2 separate regions of the Homo sapiens genome follow, and region 2 is linked to region 1. A link is a contact called in ENCODE Hi-C data. All regions are on one chromosome and are shown on one strand. Each heading gives the region's core, a stretch centred on a gene start or an enhancer-like site at or near the end of the contact. The rest is flanking DNA. Distances are from core to core; before and after follow the strand shown. Region 1 holds the start of PPID (peptidylprolyl isomerase D). Region 2 holds the start of KLHL2 (kelch like family member 2).

What was found. Hi-C counts contacts between places; a loop is a spot of excess contacts on that map. Pooled maps may share reads with other maps.
Region 2: a pooled map shows a loop between it and region 1 (4-fold over the local background). The contact joins the promoter of KLHL2 here to the promoter of PPID in region 1. A Hi-C loop is called at or near these places in 3 of 50 pooled maps.

Annotation. Positions count from the first base shown.
Region 1 is chr4:158,720,161-158,725,840 of GRCh38, reverse strand. PPID (peptidylprolyl isomerase D) reads left to right here and starts at 2,445. Exons shown (of 10, transcript NM_005038.3): 1 at 2,445-2,637; 2 at 4,358-4,498. The coding sequence starts at 2,553. RefSeq lists enhancers at 1,867-2,451, 2,339-2,818, 2,452-3,035.
Region 2 is chr4:165,204,632-165,210,311 of GRCh38, reverse strand. It overlaps KLHL2 (kelch like family member 2), which reads right to left and starts at 2,751. Exons shown (of 15, transcript NM_007246.4): 1 at 2,410-2,751. The coding sequence starts at 2,435. RefSeq lists a silencer at 2,450-3,099 and an enhancer at 2,630-3,130.

The DNA.
Region 1 (5,680 bases), core at 1,196-3,695:
TGAGGTGGGAAGATCACTTGGGTCCAGGAGGTTGAGGCTACTGTGAGCTGTGATTGCACCACTGCACTCCAGCCTGGGTGATAGCACAAGACCCTGTCTCAAAAAAAAAAAAAAAAAAAAAAAAAGGATAAGGAATATGTTTTTTCATCATTGTATCATCAGCACTCAGAATGGAGGCTGGCATACAGTAAGAGCTAAATATTTGTCATATAATTGAATCAACTTTTGCTGAGTATCTATGTGGACATGCCTATGTATGTATGCATTTTGTTAATAAGGCAAATTTGTGATTACACAGAAAAATTCAATCAATATAATATCCTTACTGATTTGTCCTAAAATTTCACCGACACCTATTATTTATTTTTTCACAAAAGGTATGTTGGTATTTTAATTAAAAACGACTCTATAAATTGGTTTTATTATTTATTTATTTATTGTTTAGAAAATATTTTTTGTAGAGATGAGGTTTCACCATGTTGTCTGGGCTGGTCTTGAACTCCTGGGCTCAAGCCTTCCACCCACCTTGGCCTCCCAAAGTGCTGGGATTACAGGCGTGAGCCATCACACCCGGCCAACAAATTGGTTTTATTATGAGTAGCTAGTAATACATGTAATTTCTCTTTTACTTTTTAAAATATTATGAAAAAATTTAAATGTGCAAAATAAAGAAGAGTAGTATAATAAACTCCCATGCACCAATCATCTGCCTGGCCCTTATGTTTCATCCACAACCCAACCCACTTACCTGACTCCAGGTTATTTTAAAACAACTTCAGGCACTATAGCATCTAATTTTCAGTAATTTAAAAAAGAGTGTATAAGAATGCTTTAGAGATTACAAGGCAAATGCTTACACATTATCTTTTTCCATTCTCATACCCTGTTCTTTGGCACTTTACCGAAAAGGAAATGAGAAGGGTTCAGAGAAATTAAATGACTTTTCTTTGGTAACATGCCTAGTATACATGTAGTCAGAACTTGAAGCTTTTGCTTTTTTTTTTTTCTTTTTTAACATCAACTTTCGTGCTTAGTCCAGTGTATAACATCACAGGCAAATTCAAATTGAGAATAGGAATCAGTTGTTCTTTAACCGTAACCCTTCTAACTTTTACTTATCCTAAGACCGGGTAGCAAGTAGGGCAGGAGCCTTCATCTAGAGGGATGGTGACAGCTCTGATAGGGGAAAATTAGCACTGGTCTTTCCTTCCAAAAAGCCACTCTGGCTGCTGCTGTTGACACAAGGCTCCTGGCTTTTGAGACATTATTTGAGTGCTGGATTCCAATACTTTTTACTTTCTCATAAGAAAAAAAAATGTGAAGCATCTAAGGATATCTCCTGCCTTATTGATAAAGTAAGCCTCAGGCTGAATCCAAATTGCTGAGCTCCAATAGAACTACAGGGCAAAGCATCTACACAGGGAATTGCCACTCTTCTCCAAAATTAGGCTTTATTAAGAGGCAAGGCTATGTTCTCCTCATATATATGTGTGTGTGTGTGTGTGTGTGTGTGTGTGTGTGTGTGTGTAAAAAGTAAATGTTTTACACAGATCCCCATAAGGGAAAAGTGGGCTATAGTAATACAGTATTTTTTTGTTTTTCTTTTTTTTGGGGGGGGGGGGGACAGTTTCGCTCTGTCACCCAGTCTGGAGTACAGTGGCGCGATCTCGGTTCACTGCAACCGCCGCCTCCCGGGTTCAAGCGATTCTCCTGCCTCAGCCTCCCGAGTAGCTGGGACTACAGGCAAGCACCACCACGCCCGGGTGATTTTTTTTTTTTTTATTTTTAGTAGAGACGGGTTTCATCATGTTGGTCAGGCTGGTCTCGAACTCCTGACCTCAAATGATCCGCCCGCCTCGGCCTCCCAATGTGCTGGGACTACAGGCGTGAGCCACCGCGCCCCGCCAAATACAGTTTTATCAGGAATCAAAACTGTGCTCTCTTCTGGACTCTCAGCTTTAGCTGTTTGGAGCGTTTAGTCTAAGCCTTACCACTTACATTGTAATGTGAAGATCAAATTGTAACGACATGGCAATAATAAGGCTCCTATTGGTTGGGTACCACCAGTTTATGCCAGGCATTGTACTGATTCATGTCTTTAATCCTCAAAACGACCTTCCGAGGTCAGCGTTTTTATTCTTTTTCCAGAGGAGCAAACTGAGTTTCTGAGAAGTCACACCCAACTTGGTGGCAGAGCTGACGCTGGCATGGGGTTGACTCCAAAGCTCTCTACGCCACGAGGGTGGGAAAGACAACGAAACACAAGCGAGAAGAATAATGAGAACTGGGATCGCAACTTCATTAAATGAGAAGCCAGGAACAGGTGGCGGAGGGCACGCGGTTCGCTGCACGGAGTCGCTCAGGCTCTTTGAAACACCGCGCGGGGGAGCGGGGCGGTGCCGGAAGTCAGGCCATGGCTTCCGGTTCTTGCGTCGGAAGTGGCCGGTCAGCGTCGCTGCCGGTCTCCGGCGGAGACGGACTCTGGAGTTTGGGCGGCCCGGGCGGCCACTAGGTACTCTGATATTCCGTACTAAACACGTCTGCAAGTCAAGATGTCGCACCCGTCCCCCCAAGCCAAGCCCTCCAACCCCAGTAACCCTCGAGTCTTCTTTGACGTGGACATCGGAGGGGAGCGAGGTGAGCGGAGTCTGACGCTCGCGGAAAAGCCCCGAGGAGGCGGGGGTTCCCGGGATTTGGGGGATTCCAAGGGCGGAATGCGGCTCCGGCCGGTGACTGCTCAGTTTCGCGGAGGGGATGGCTGCCTAGGCTGGTCCGCCGGAGCAGGCCCGGAGATCTAGGGCTAGATCGATCCAGCGCCCTTGTATCAATGCCATCGGTGGTGCGGAAGTTTCTGGAAATTTCTAGTTCGGGAATTGTGGCGTCCTTTAGGTTTGCCTCCTGATTTGGTGGCACTTCCACGCCACCTTTGCACTACCAAGTTAGCATGAAATATTTTATGTTTGCAATGGGACAGTTCGGAAAGCATATCCTGGGATATGCGTCTGCTGGGCCCCAGGAAACTATATTTGCCACATGAGATAATATATCAGCACGTGCTGTGTTATTTATACGTTAAAGGGACTTGTTTGCTCATTGCTTTTGCCTTATTACTGATTCTTAATTTAGAGGTCCGTTCAGATGAGCAAACATTTTCTCTTAATTTGCCATTGGGAAAATGCGCTCAACGTAGTGATGGTGTTGCCTAGGTTACATAGCCGCTCAGAAGTTCCTAAGGCCTGGTGAATTAGGGAGCGTGTTGCTTTGTAACTGGATTGGCCTTGTTCTGGAACACGTTGGAATTGCTGGCCAGGCAATGTGTTTGAATGCATGTACAGGACACACACACGTTTACACGTACATTCAGTTTGTTGCAACTAGCTAGGGCTAGGTTTAATCTCACCTGTCTTAGCTGCTATCTAGAGGAGGAATTTTTACAGCTTTTGCTTCAGAGGTTGCATGAGGCAGTTTGCTCAGAGCACAAAGGCTGCAGGTATACGTAACACGTGGCAAGTCCGCCCACCCAAAGACTGTTTAATTTTCTCCCGTTGGTTGCTTGGTGATTGGAAATTCTCAGTACCTCTTGAAGAAATTACTCAGGATTTAAAACTATTTGTATTTAATGATATCTCTTACATGGTGCTAATCTTTTGGCTACTATAATTGGTTATGATCCTTAGTGTAATGTTTCAAATCTGTTTATATACATACATGACAGTAGGTAGACTAAATTTGAATATTAGAATAAAATAAGATTCACTAATTCTAGTGAGTATATTCAAAGGAAATGAAGTTTGTATGTCAAAGAGGTATCTGCACTCCCATGTTCATTGCAGCATTATTCATGATAGCCAAGATAATGGAATCAAACTAGGTTTCCATCTACAGATGGATTTTTTTTAAAATTTGATATATGTGCACAGTGGAGTACTATTCACCCATAAAAAATAATGAAATCTTGTCACTTCTGACAACATGAATTAATATGGAGGACATTATGTTACATGAAATAAGCTGGGCACAGGAAGACAAGGCATGATCTCACTTACATGTGGTTTCTAAAAAGTTGACCTTGAAGTAGAGAATGGAATGGTGGATTTCAGGGGTTGGGTAGATGTTGATCACGAGAGACCTAATTTCAGTTAGAAAGGGGGAATAAATTTAAGAGATCTATTGTATAACATAATGACTATAGTTAGTAGCAATGTGTTGTGTTCTTGAAATTGCAAAAAAGAAAAATTACAGTAAAGGGGAACTTGGTAATTCATGATTGATCTGCTACCATAATTATACCAACCTTCTTTTTATCATTTGTCTATTTGGTTGTTTTGCATACTGACAAGATTTTCTTTTCTTTTAGTTGGTCGAATTGTCTTAGAATTGTTTGCAGATATCGTACCCAAAACTGCGGAAAATTTTCGTGCACTGTGTACAGGAGAAAAAGGCATTGGACACACGACTGGGAAACCTCTCCATTTCAAAGGATGCCCTTTTCATCGAAGTATGTGTAAATTTTCTTAATCTTGTTATTCTTCATACAGACAAGTCCTGTTCTTTAGGATTTGGGGAAGAAAACACTAAGTAGGAAGTGAAGCTTAAAAAGTACTATTAGCGTCCATGTCTGAGGCAGTAACGCAGTTTCGTAAAGGTTAGGCTGTGCGAGGTGGAATTACTTATGGTACTAAGGTTTATCTATAGAGAAATGGACTCCCCTAGCTTTACCCATCCTCTCATTCTCCTTCACTCTAAGATGATTTGATTGAGAAAGGAAGGCCGTAGTCAACCAACCTTAGGTAGCTTCATTGCCTGGTGACAAAAAAGTTATGCATAGACCGGGCGCAGTGGCTCACGCCTGTAATCCCAGCACTTTGGGAGGCTGAGGCGGGTGAATCACGAGATCAGGAGATCGAGACCATCTTGGCTAACGCGGTGAAACCCCGTCTCTACTAAAAATACAAAAAATAAGCCGGGTGTGATGGTGGGCGCCTGTAGTCCCAGCTACTCGGGAGGCTGAGGCAGTAGAATGGCATGAACTCAGAAGGTGGAGCTTGCAGTGAGCCGAGATCACGCCACTGCACTCCATCCTGGGCGACAGAGTGAGACTCTGCCTCAAACAAACAAACAAACAAACAAACAAACAAAAAAATGCATAATTTTTGGGCCTGAGTGCTTGGGAAGGCAGCAGATTTGAAGATTCAGTGTTTTGGGCACATGGGTGATAGTGTGGTCAAAATATGCCATTTCATACTGCTTATTACACTTTGTAATGAATCATACTTTTGTTTAGTGATAATGGTTCTCCCAATAGACTGCAGGCTCTATGAGTTCAAGAACTGTATGTTTTCACCATTTTGTTTTTGGCATCTAATACAGTTATTGAGTAAGAACTCAGTAAGTATTTGTTTAATAAATAGGCAAATAAGCAATAATCACAAGAGCAACATTTTTTAAACGATTTATTAAGAAAAAATTAACTTTTTAAAAAATATTTAAAATGTTTACTTTCATGTTTAATAAAAACTTGAAATATGCTAATAAACTATATGCAGAAAATATTTAACATAGCAAGTGTGAGACTGCTATCTTTAGAAAGGTCTGCCTGCAAGAGTAGCACTTGTTTGGAGTCTGGGAACTTGACACTTGTACCATTTCCTAAATAGTAATGGTGATTTACTATGCCTAG
Region 2 (5,680 bases), core at 1,502-4,001, 6.5 Mb before region 1:
AGGTGGGATCTGAGAACAATGTAAATTTGGATGTTAAAAGAGAACACAAGCAAAAGCACCACGCACAGTGCCAGGCAGAGACAGGCATTCAAATATTTGCACATTGAATGAATTAATAAACAGACACTTACACAAAGAGAATCTGGGGCCGTGCTTCCAACCATACCATAAGGCACTTTAAGTCCAGGTCATCTTTCTTTGACTTAAAGCTCAGGCTAAAAATCTAACTTCATGAAAAGCTGAGTCTTCCTAATAGTTTCCACTGGCCTCTGTTCTAGCCCAGCTCTGGCAGTGAGGCCCGGTAAAGTTCCTTCCTAAAGACACTGCCTGCAAGTCTCAAATCCGGCACACGGGATCCATGGTGGAGGGATGTTAATGGGAGTGGAGGCAAACAGGCCAAGGGGTGGCAAGGAAAAAAACTATTTCTGATCCACAGAATGGCAAATAACACCATAACGAGTTCTTGAATTAGGTTTAATCCTGGACAGAACCAAATGAAAATAAAAACCTACTTGTATTTATAATTAAATAGACAGAAACAATGAAAAAGTCTCACCAACTTTAGCCACCCCTGATTGAAAGGAGTTTTAACAATTCTTTCATCCATGCTGGCATTCCAAGTTTTCCATTATATCTCAGCCTCTCATTGTTCCAGCACTATTGATGGAATCTCAATGCCAAAAATGGCGCTGGTCATCAAAATTATGATTAGCTGATCTACCCTAGAGTCAGTTTATCAATGTTTCAATGCATACATCAATTCTATTTTTTATTATTTCAATTTAAATCATCTGTGTCTCTATTCCCTCCCTCCCTCCAGAGGCTGCTTTCCCACACCCTTCTTTTCACCTGCATTCTAAGTATTCCCTTGTTCTTTCCTTTAGCTCCCTCTGTTCCAAAAGTAAAAACGAACTGCAGGAACTTATGTAGAAGGCAGGTTTACTACAGATAGCATACCTACATGTTACATATTATATACCATATGTTGGCTAAATACAGCTAGCATATCCTGCTTTAAGTGCTTCTGAGCCTGGGCAGACCCCCGTGTGCTCATGCTGCTGATGTGAACCATCCACCATCATATTTCCTAGGGGTTCAGGTGCCTTCCTCCAGCCTGCTGAAGAACATGACCAAATCTCAGAGCCCTCAAAGCCACAGCTATCGAGAGGTGACTAAGCCCCTGCTTCTGTCAGCCCAGGAAGGCCAATTCAAGAGTCTTATCTACCCCCTAGATTTCCACGACCTGTTCCACTCAAGCTAAAAATTCTGAAACGCACTTTTAGAAACTGTCGTTCCAGAATCCCATTAGCTCTCCTAAAAGGGCTGAACATCAAAAAATTATTCAACCCAAGCCAAGTATCCTTATTTTGGCTGGAATTCTGCCAAATAACCACAAGAGACTGGTGCGGTACAATCGGCATGGAGTGAAGCTTGCCAAATTTGACCGGAGAACGACAAGCCTCCATGAATAAGCTCTCATGAAAAGGTAAACCATTCTTCAGGATGAGGTTTGTCTGCGATTTGAAAAGTCAGATTCAAAGGACTCTTGTTCCTTCCTAAGAGAAGAGGGAACCAAAATTGAAATTTTCGAAACTCCTGGGTATTTACAGTTCACTTTTACCAAGATGTTTTTAAAACTAAAAACTAAAATTTAAAAAAAAAACCCTTGTTCTGAATAATGCAATAATGTCTTCTACATAATGTTTCAGCTATTATTTCTAGAAAGTAATTCTGTTGCCAGTGATCTTGAATGTACTTGGGTACCAAAGAAAAAAGACACCTGTGCCTGGCAGGTCGATACGCTACTAATTTGCCCGAGGTACGAACGAAACAGAAGATGCTGATTTCTGGATAAAACGTTCTGCAGTGCCAGGTAAAAGAGGTCACATGCCCTGAACGGCCGCCGCTCATTTAGAGTGATGCAAAAGCTCCTCAGATATTAATTTTGTTAGAAATTCGGGGAATCAAGCAACCTAAGATCAATTCATTTAGACAGCGGGTGACTGGTACTTTCCAGTTTCCTTTTTTCAACGGACTCAGTGCATCCTAGCCTGATCTCTTATAAAGGGGTAGGCAAACTCGGCACCAGGTGCCCATGCATTTCAGGGAGGTACACACAGGACCTGCAGGGTCACCCATGCACAGCCCCACCCCGAATCTTCTATCCGCCCGAGATGGGGAAGACCCTTCCCCAGAAATCCTGGGCAGCGTTTTAAGTCACCGCCTGGCCAGGCTGAGTTTCCGTCCGCGTCCGCTCAGGACTGCGGGCACAGCGCCTCGTCACGCCCCGCATCTCCCACCTCCCGCCGGCCCCGGCGGCTGTCCCCAGAGCTGCGCCCGCGGCCGGCGACACGCGCCGCAGCGGCGCGCTTATCCGCAGCGGCGCAGCCCGCCCGCCCGCTCACTCACGCGGGAGGCAGCGGCGGCGTCTCCATTGTGGCTCCTCTCGGGCTTCAGAACGCAGGCACCGACCAACACAGCCAGCACCATTCCAGCCGCGGACGCCGGCACTGCCCGCCCGCCGAGCCGCGTTCCATCCGCCCCGGAGGGGGCGCCGCGCTCTCCTCACCGCGCGCCACCACCTGCGGCGGCGGCCCCCGCGGCCATGGCCCGCTCGGCCGGGCGCGCTCCGTCTACTGCGCGGCTCCCGCGCTCGCCCGAGTGCGGGGCGGCGGCGACGGGACCGGCGGGCGCGCGGGCTCGGCCACTTCCGGGTTCGGCCCCGGCCGGCGCCGACGCTGTGACGGGACTGCGATGCGGCCTCCCGCGGCGGCCGAGTACCCCTCCCTCGGCGCCTCCCCTTCCTCCTGCTGCTGCTGCTGCCGCTGCCGCTGCCGCTTCTGCTTCTGGAGGCGGGCGGGCGGGCGCCAGCCGGGTGCGGGGCGGGCGTGCCCAGACGCTGGCCCGCAGGCCGGGACGCGGGCGGCGGCCGCCCACAGCGGGTCTCTGGATCGCCGGGACGGGGGCGCTGGAAAATGGGAGCGGAGGGGGTTCTCCGTGCAGAAAAAGGGCGGCCGAACGCACGGCGTAATAATGCTCGGTATCCACTTGCTGCTCTGCTTCGCGGGCGTGTACACGTTATTCTTTTCATTTGTGCCTGTACCCAGGGAGATGGGAAGGGTAGGCATAACCAACCAGTGTCCTTACAAAGGGTGGCACTGAGGCAAGAAGAAGTGATTTGCCTGTCCAGTGTCCCAGGCAGGAAGCAGGCTCTCCCTCCTCAGTATGCTAGCCATTCCTTGGACAAGTGAAGTGAGCACCTGCTAAGCAAGGTTTTAGTGCTGCGGCTGTGACAGCAAAACCAAGTCTTTCTGCTTGTGGAGCTGTCCATCTAGACGGGGTGACGGAAACAGTAAGTGATGCTTACCATGAAGAAACATAAATGAGGATGAGGAGAGGGAAAGAGATTTTAGAAAGAGTGGTCAGAGAAGGCCTCTCAAAAGGCATGAGTTAAAGAGATGGAATAACAGGGGCTTTGAGTAATGCAAAGAATGCCTAGGGCAGAGGGAAGAGCAGCGTGGAGACTGCTAAGCAAGATCCTGCCTGCCTTGTTGAGGAACGGGAAGGAGAACAGTGCAGCTGGTGGTTCTCCAAGTATGCCCGCTGGAAGCAGTAGCACCTGCGAACTTGTTAGAGATGCGAATTTTCCAGTCCCACTTTAGCCCTACTGAACCAGAAACTCTGGGGGTGGGGCCCAGCAGCGTGTGCTTTAACAAGCTTTCCAGATGATGCTTGCTGGGGCCGCGAGGGTGGGAGACCCTCTAATGAAGCAGAGTGAGGTCAGGAGGACGGCGGCAGGAATGGGTGTGGCGAGGAGTAATCACAGATCACCCAGGCCTTGCAGGCCGTGATAAAGGACTTGGCTTTTACTGAGATTAGAAGCAATTAGAAAGTGGTGAGTAGCTTGATCTGATCATTAAAAGGATGACTTTTCTGGGATTTGTTTGAAAATATCCCACAAAAAGAAGGACAGAGGTCGGGCGCCGTGGCTCACGCCTGTAATCCCAGCACTTTGGGAGGCCGAGGCGGGCCGATCACCTGAGGTCGGGAGTTCGAGATCCGCCTGACCAACATGGAGAAACCCCGTCTCTACTAAAAATACAAAAAATTAGCCGGGCATGGTGGTGCATGCCTGTAATTCCAGCTACTCGGGAGGCTGAGGCAGGAGAATCGCTTGAACTAGGGAGGCAGAGGTTGCGATGAGCCGAGATCGTGCCATTGCACTCCAGCCCGGTCAACAAGAGCGAAACAAACTCCGTCTCAAAAAAAAAAAAAAAAAGGACAGAGAAGTGAATAGATGAATATTTGCAAAATGTTAATTTTTGAGGCTAAGTGTTGGGTGCATAGGGGTGGTCATCATTTATGTGTGTTTATGTGTATGTTTTAAAAGATAATAATGGGCCGGGCGCGGTGGCTCACGCCTGTAATCCCAGCACTTTTTGGGAGGCCGAGGCGGGCGGATCATCTGAGGTCAGGAGTTCAAGACCAGCCTGTCCAACATGGCGAAATCCCGTCTCTTCTAAAAATAGCCGGGTGTGGTGGTGGGTGCCTGTAATCCCAGCTACTGAGGAGGCTGAGGCAGGAGAATCACTCGAACCCAGGAGGCGGAGGTTGCAGTGAGCCGAGATCGGGCCACTGCACTCCAGCCCAGGCAACAGAGCGAGACTCCGTCTCAAAATTCATAAATAAATAAAAGTTCATAATACAAAGTTTTTTTTAAAAAAAAAGATGACTGATTGCTGTATGGGCAACATGCATAGCGAGGCAAGAGAGCAAGCAAAGAGATTAGCCTAGCTGGGATGAAAGGTAAGGATGGCTTGGATTAGAGTCCGAGTGACTGAGAAAAGTGAACAGGTTCTGAATCTGTTTAGAAGGTAAAGTACTCAGGAACTGCTGACAGATTAGCATATAAAAGAAAGATGATCCTAAGGGTTTTGTTCTGATCTCTGGGGAGAATTGAGTTGCCCTTTACTGGGATTGGGGATATTGAGAAAGAACAAATATTGGAGGGCGGGGTGGAGATTGTATTTGTAAACTCTGATTTAGATATGGTAAGTTTGAGATGTCTGTTAAACATCCATGTGAAGATAGGTGTAGACAATTAGATATATGTATCTGGGGTAGATATAAATTTGGAAGTTGTTAGTATACAGATGGGTATTGAGATCAACTAGATTATGTAGCTAGAGAAAAGAAGTAGACCAAGAAGTAAGCCCTGGGGCACTCCAACATTAAAAAAGAAGAGGAGGAGGACTCAGCAAAGGCGATGGTAAAGGAACAACCAGGGAAGTAGAAGGAGATCCAAGGCAGGTGTCTTGGCAGCCTAGTGAAGGGTTCCAGAAAACAAACAAACAAACAAACAAAAAACCCTTAGTACACTTCAGCATGAGCTAACTTCTCTGTATGATGGTTCTGTTCAGAGCCATAATAAAACTTCCTACTTTACAAGGTTGTTTTAAGAATTAAGTGAAATAATTGATGTAAAGTATATAGCACATAAATGTATAATGGAAGCACTTAATAAATGTTAGTTGCTGCTATTATTTCTGTACACTTCTGTGGCCATCAGTTATACCTTACTCTGCTAGGAACTGGGTTAAGTCCTAGAGCCAGGAGATACTGACTTAGGTTTTACCAAACCTTTGGCCTGACTTCCTTCTGCATGCAAACTCAGTGAGTA